Regions from separate parts of the Homo sapiens genome. Here region 1 is linked to region 2. Evidence: read pairs that join two places in POLR2A ChIA-PET (ENCODE). Cell type or tissue: Panc1. All regions are shown on one strand. Each heading gives the region's core, and the rest is flanking DNA. Links, peaks and the distances in the headings are about the cores only.

Evidence for each region. Peaks named below come from ENCODE experiments on the same cell type or tissue, not always from the same donor. Only the 100,000 strongest peaks of a DNase experiment are listed, where the experiment ranks them.
Region 1: POLR2A ChIA-PET joins it to region 2 with 14 read pairs; 16 of 35 experiments call an interaction of 5 or more read pairs at or near these places.

What each region holds. Positions count from the first base shown.
Region 1 is chr19:747,719-750,535 of GRCh38, reverse strand. It overlaps PALM (paralemmin), which reads right to left. Exons shown (of 9, transcript NM_002579.3): 9 at 2,207-2,817. It also overlaps a transcript of MISP not described here. Among named protein-coding and RNA genes, the nearest start is that of MISP, 2.0 kb to the left of the region's middle. In Panc1, for the core only: no CTCF peak of the experiment used is centred there; no DNase peak of the experiment used is centred there.
Region 2 is chr19:649,735-652,630 of GRCh38, reverse strand. RNF126 (ring finger protein 126) reads left to right here. Exons shown (of 9, transcript NM_194460.3): 3 at 335-398; 4 at 776-1,020; 5 at 2,335-2,397; 6 at 2,883-2,896. Among named protein-coding and RNA genes, the nearest start is that of FGF22, 11 kb to the right of the region's middle. In Panc1, for the core only: no CTCF peak of the experiment used is centred there; no DNase peak of the experiment used is centred there.

The DNA of each region.
Region 1 (2,817 bases), core at 318-2,817, 98 kb before region 2:
CCCTAGGCCCCATCCACATAAAAACCCATACGAGGGGGCCGGACTTGGTGGCTCACACCTGTAATCCCAGCACTTTGGGAGGCCGAGGCGGGCGGATCACTTGAGGCCAGGAGTTCGAGACCAGCCTGGCCAACATGGCGAAACCCCGTCTCTACTAAAAATACAAAATTTAGCGGGGTATGGTGGCACGCTATTATAATCCCAGCTACTTGGGAGGCTGAGGCAGAAGAATCACTTGAACCCAGGAGTTGGAGGTTGCAGTGAGCCGAGATCACACCACTGCACTCCAGCCTGGGCGACAAGAGCAAAACTCCAACTCAAAAAAAAAAAAAAAAAAAAAAAAAAAAGAACCGCACGAGGCCGTCAAAAGACCCAGGCCACCCCGAGAGATGGGGACGCAGAGGCCCTCAGGCGCCCATGGTCCTCCTGGATTCTTAGTCAAGGTGCAGAGGCCTTGCTGGGACTGTGGGGAGCCCAGCATCTGTGGGGAAGTCGGGCCACTGGGCCTAGCGCCGTCTATGAGGGCAGGGAACACAGCTGAGGGGGCAGGGACTTCAGTTCCCCAGGCTGGGGCTCTGTCCTGACCTACGCCAGAGGGGCTGCTTGTGGAGCCCCTCTGAACCTCAGTCTCTTCTTCGAGTAAAAAGGCCCCCAGCTACGAATCCAGCAGGGCTGCTCAGGAGGGGGGTGCTTTTTTTGTGTTTTTTTTTTGAGACGGAGTCTCGCTCTTGTCACCCAGGCTGGAGTGCAGTGGCACGATCTCGGCTCACGGCAACCTCCCCTGTTCAAGCAATTCTCCTGCCTCAGCTTCCCTAGTAGCTGGGATTACTGGCATGAGCCACCACGCCCAGCTATTTTTGTATTTTTAGTAGAGACAGGGTTTTGCCACGTTAGCCAGGCTGGTCTCGAACTCCTGACCTCAGGTGATGCCCCCGCCTCAGCCTCCCAAAGTGCTGGGATTACAGGCGCGAGCCACGGCGCCTGGCCAAGATGGGGGTGTTTAAGGACAAATCTGGATAAAGGGCCCCCAAAGGACAGCGTGGCACCTAACGCTGCTGGGTGTGTGAAAGCTCAGGGTGCGCGGCCTCACGGCGCCTCCCACCGCCGCCTCCCGCCACCCCCTTCACGTCCTTTTCTCCCTGGCTTGTAGATAGGGAAACGGAGGTACGGAAAGCTTAAAATCGCGCCTCAGGAATGGCGGGGGTTTAGGCTGGAATTGGAACCTGAGTTCCCTCAGCAGTGCTCTCCACCACACTCACCACCTCATCGGGGAAAACTGAGGCCCCAGCAGGGTGGAGGCTGGATCGCCCATGAGCTGGGGGCACTGTGGAGACGTCCCACGCCCAGGCTGAGGCTGGCCTCCCACTCAGGGCTCCGAAGGCCTATTTTATTTTATTTGAGACAGAGTCTCGCTCTGTCGCCCAGGTTGGAGTGCAGTGGCACGATCTCAGCTCACTGCAGCCTCCGCCTCCCAGGTTCAAGCGATTCTCCTGCCTCAGCCTCCTGAATAGCTAGGATTACAGGCGTGAGCCACCACGCCCGGCTAAGTTTTTGTATTTTTAGTAGAGACAGGGTTTCAGTATGTTGGCCAGGATGGTATCGATCTCTTGACCTTGTGATCCGCCCACCTCGGCCTCCCAAAGTACTAGGATTGCAGGTGTGAAACACCGTGCCCGGCCACGAAGGCTTATTTTACAGATGGGAAAACTGAGGCCCAGAGGAGGCAGCGACTTCTCCAAGACTACAGCGTGAGAGAGTGGGGCTGGCGGGGCAGCACCTTCCCGTGAGCATGACACTGGTCTCTACAGACACCTCCTCCCCAGGCCTCCTGTGTATTTCCCAGGGGCCGGCTTCTCTACAGAGCTTGTGGGTGTCCAGGGGACCCTCTGTCATCACCCAGGGGCTGTGAGCCCAGCAAAGGGAGGAACAAAGGACAGGACGGGGCGGCCGCAGAACCCGAGGGCCCCCCGGGAAGCCAGTCCTGCCCCCCCACAGCAGCCCCTTACAGCCAGGCCTTACCTGCACAGTGGGGATTCCAGCGCCTCCCACCACCCCAAGGCGCTCAGGGTGAGCGGGTGCAGGCAGGTGAAGCCAGCACACCGCAACCCTGCTCAGCCTCCCTTTAATGGCTCAAAGGCCGGCAGGCCCCACCCCCTGGCCTGGCCACGCCTTCCTCGCCAGGTTGAAAGGCAAGAACTCCAGGAACTGGGGCTGTTCACGCTGTTTATTTGCTTCTCTGGGAAAATCAAGAACATCGGGGGCCTCGTCACACACCAGAAGCAGAGGGGGTTATAGCAAGGGCACTTCAGCGAAGGCTCGCGGCTCGAGGGACTCAGGCAGACTCCAGGGAGGAGGAGGGGGTTCCACGGCTGACGCCCAGGTCACCCCCGAGAGGGCCTCTCCTCCCAGCCACCCAGGGGCAGAGCGGAGGCAGGGACCCAGGCTCCCATCCGAGGTGGCCCCTGTACCTGCCCTGCCGAGGCTGCAGGTGGTGACTGGACCAGGAGGTGGCCTGAGCACTGGGCACCAGGCTGGAGGTCCCTAGGGCAGGGACCAAGTTGGGGCCTGGTTGTCCAAAGCCAACGTGTGAGACGGTGTCTGTGAGAATGTGCACGAATGTGCCTCTGGGGACGAGTGTAGCTGCCCCCAGGAGGGAAGCCCCTTGCCACTTCCAATGAGAGGGGGCTGGGGGCAGGCTCACATTGGTCTGGGTGGCAAATGAGGGTCTCCTGCTCCAACCCAAGAGGCTTCCTGTCCCAGGCTGTGTCCCTCCCTCCACTGCCCGGACGTGCTCCAAGCCCAGTAGAGCTGGCAGGT
Region 2 (2,896 bases), core at 289-2,788:
GGGAGTGCCGGCAACCTGTGCAGCCGCTCACCTCCCTCAGCCTCGGCGGCTAATCTGGTGACCCAGGCCCTCCGGGGAAGGGGCCACGGGGGCCCTACCCACATTCTCACGCTTAGGAGGCTGTTGGGGTCTGCACCGGTTTATCGAGAAACCCGTGGTTTACTGGCGAGGGAAGCAGCAGCGGGTTACGGCACCAAATGCTGGGGCGGTGGCGGGTGGGAAGCAGTGCCAAGGACAATTCCTGCTCTCCCAACATAGGCTTTTGAGGGGAGGGAGCGCCTGGCGCATGGGGGCACAGGGTAGCCGGCACTGCTGACCTGCACTCTCTCCCCAGGAGCACAGAAAATGGTTCTGCCCCCTCCACAGCTCCCACAGACCAGAGCCGGCCACCGTTGGAGGTGAGTCGCCCGCCCCTCGTGCTTCCCGATCGTGTCAGCCTTGCTCGGGGCCCCGAGCGCCAGCCTGTCCCCACCTCGCCTCCCCGGCTCTCCCTGCCCGCACGGCGGAGGAAATTTTTCCCTCCAGGGGCCCGGGCCAGGGATTGGGGCGGCCCACGCTGCTTGGTTGGTTTCTTGGATGAAAGCGAAACTTCCACCGAGGCATCTCACACCAGCGGGGCAGGCTCTGCCCAATTCCTGCCTCCCTGTCTGCGTCTCCCTCCCACCCGGCACCCAGCAGGGCCCGTCTTGCTTTCTCCTTTGTCTTTGTGCCCTAGCGCCCCCAGCAGACTGCACGGGCCTGAGCCCCCGAGGTCACGCCCCCCTCCTCTCCCCAGCACGTGGACCAGCACCTGTTCACGCTGCCGCAGGGCTACGGACAGTTTGCTTTCGGCATCTTCGATGACAGCTTCGAGATCCCCACGTTCCCTCCTGGGGCGCAGGCTGACGACGGCAGGGACCCTGAGAGCCGGCGGGAGAGAGACCATCCGTCCCGGCACCGGTACGGCGCCCGACAGCCCCGCGCCCGCCTCACCACGCGGCGGGCCACCGGCCGGCACGAAGGCGTCCCCACGCTGGAAGGGTGAGGGGGCCCCGGGGGTGGCCGCGAGGGCCCCACGCCTTGAGGTCGGAAGTTCTGGCGCTTAGAATCCAGCACGGGTTCCACGGAAACGTGGCATCATCCATAGGCTCTCTGGAGAGGCCGCCCGGCCAGGCCCTCCAGCCCCCTGTGACTCCCCACACGGCCCTTCGGAGACAGAAGTATGCCGGTTCAGGGTGTGTGGGTTGACCACAGAGTGGGGCACCGTGTGCCTGCCAGGCCCACGTGCTCTGGAGACTGCTGTCCACACGCGTGTCGTCAAACGCTGTCCAGGCCTTGGGCCCAGAACAGAGCCTGGGGGAGCCGTCGCAGGGCCCCACTCCTGGTGGAACGGAGCCTGGGGGAGCCGTCGCAGGGCCCCACTCCTGGTGGAACGGAGCCTGGGGGAGCCGTCGCAGGGCCCCATTCCTGGTGGAACAGAGCCTGGGGGAGCCGTCGCTGGGCCCTGCTCCTGGTGGAACAGAGCCTGGGGGAGCCGTCGCAGGGCCCTACTCCTGGCGGTTGATGCTTTTATGGTTGTGTGTCTCACCTGCTGGAAATGTCATCTTTAAAAGTGGCTAATTTTGCCAGGCACGGTGGCTCAGTGCTGTATTTGCAGTTCTCTGGGAGGTCAAAGAGGGAGGATCTCTTGAGGACAGGAGTTTAAGACCAGCCTGAGCAATGTAGGGAGGCCCCATCTCTAATTTTTAAAAAGTAGCTGAGGCTGGGTGAGGTGGCTCACACCTGTAATCCTAGCACTTTGGGAGGCCGAGGCGGGCAGATCACTGAGGTCAGGAGTTTGAGACCAGCCTGACCAATATGATGAAACTCCGTCTCTACTAAGAATACAAAAATTAGCCAGGCATGGCGGTGGGCGCCTGTAATCCCAGCTACTCAGGAGGCTGAGGCAGGAGAATCACTTGAACCCGGGAGGCAGAGGTTGCAGTCAGCCGAGGTCGTGCCATTGCACTCCAGCCTGGGCAACAAGAGTGAAACTCTGTCTCAAAAAAAAAAAAAAAAAAAAAAAAAGTAGCCGAGAGTGGTGGACCTCTTCTGTGGTCCCAGCTACTTGGGAGGCTGAGGCGGGAGGATCGCTTAAGCCCAGCAGGTTGGGGCTGCAGTGAACCAAGATCAAGCTGCTTCTCTCCTGCCTCGGCATTAGAGTGAGACCCTGGCTCATAGTAAAATAAATAAATAGAAGCTAATCTAGAAGCTGATGCTGGCCCTGCCCTTGGTGCTCACCACGGACCTGGCAGGCCTGGCGCCTCTCCTGTGCGTGGGGCGGCCTCACCCCGTGACTGGCGCTCTCTTTTCCAGGATCATCCAGCAGCTCGTCAACGGCATCATCACGCCCGCCACCATCCCCAGCCTGGGCCCCTGGTGAGTGGGTGGGGGTGCCTGTCCCCATCCCCAGCCTGGGTCCCTGGTGAGTGGGTGGGGGTGCCTGTCCCCATCCCCAGCCAGGGTCCCTGGTGAGTAGGAGGGGGTGCCTGTCCCCATCCCCAGCCTGGGCCCCTGGTGAGTAGGAGGGGGTGCCTGTCCCCATCCCCAGCCTGGGCCCCTGGTGAGTGGGTGGGGGTGCCTGTCCCCATCCCCAGCCTGGGCCCCTGGTGAGTGGGTGGGGGTGCCTGTCCCCATCCCCAGCCAGGGTCCCTGGTGAGTAGGAGGGGGTGCCTGTTCCCATCCCCAGCCTGGGCCCCTGGTGAGTGGGTGGGGGTGCCTGTCCCCATCCCCAGCCAGGGTCCCTGGTGAGTAGGAGGGGGTGCCTGTCCCCATCCCCAGCCTGGGCCCCTGGTGAGTGGGGTGGATAGACGCACCTGCCCCAGCTGCCCGTCAGCCACTTGAACCCCACCTTCCACCTCCAGGGGAGTCCTGCACT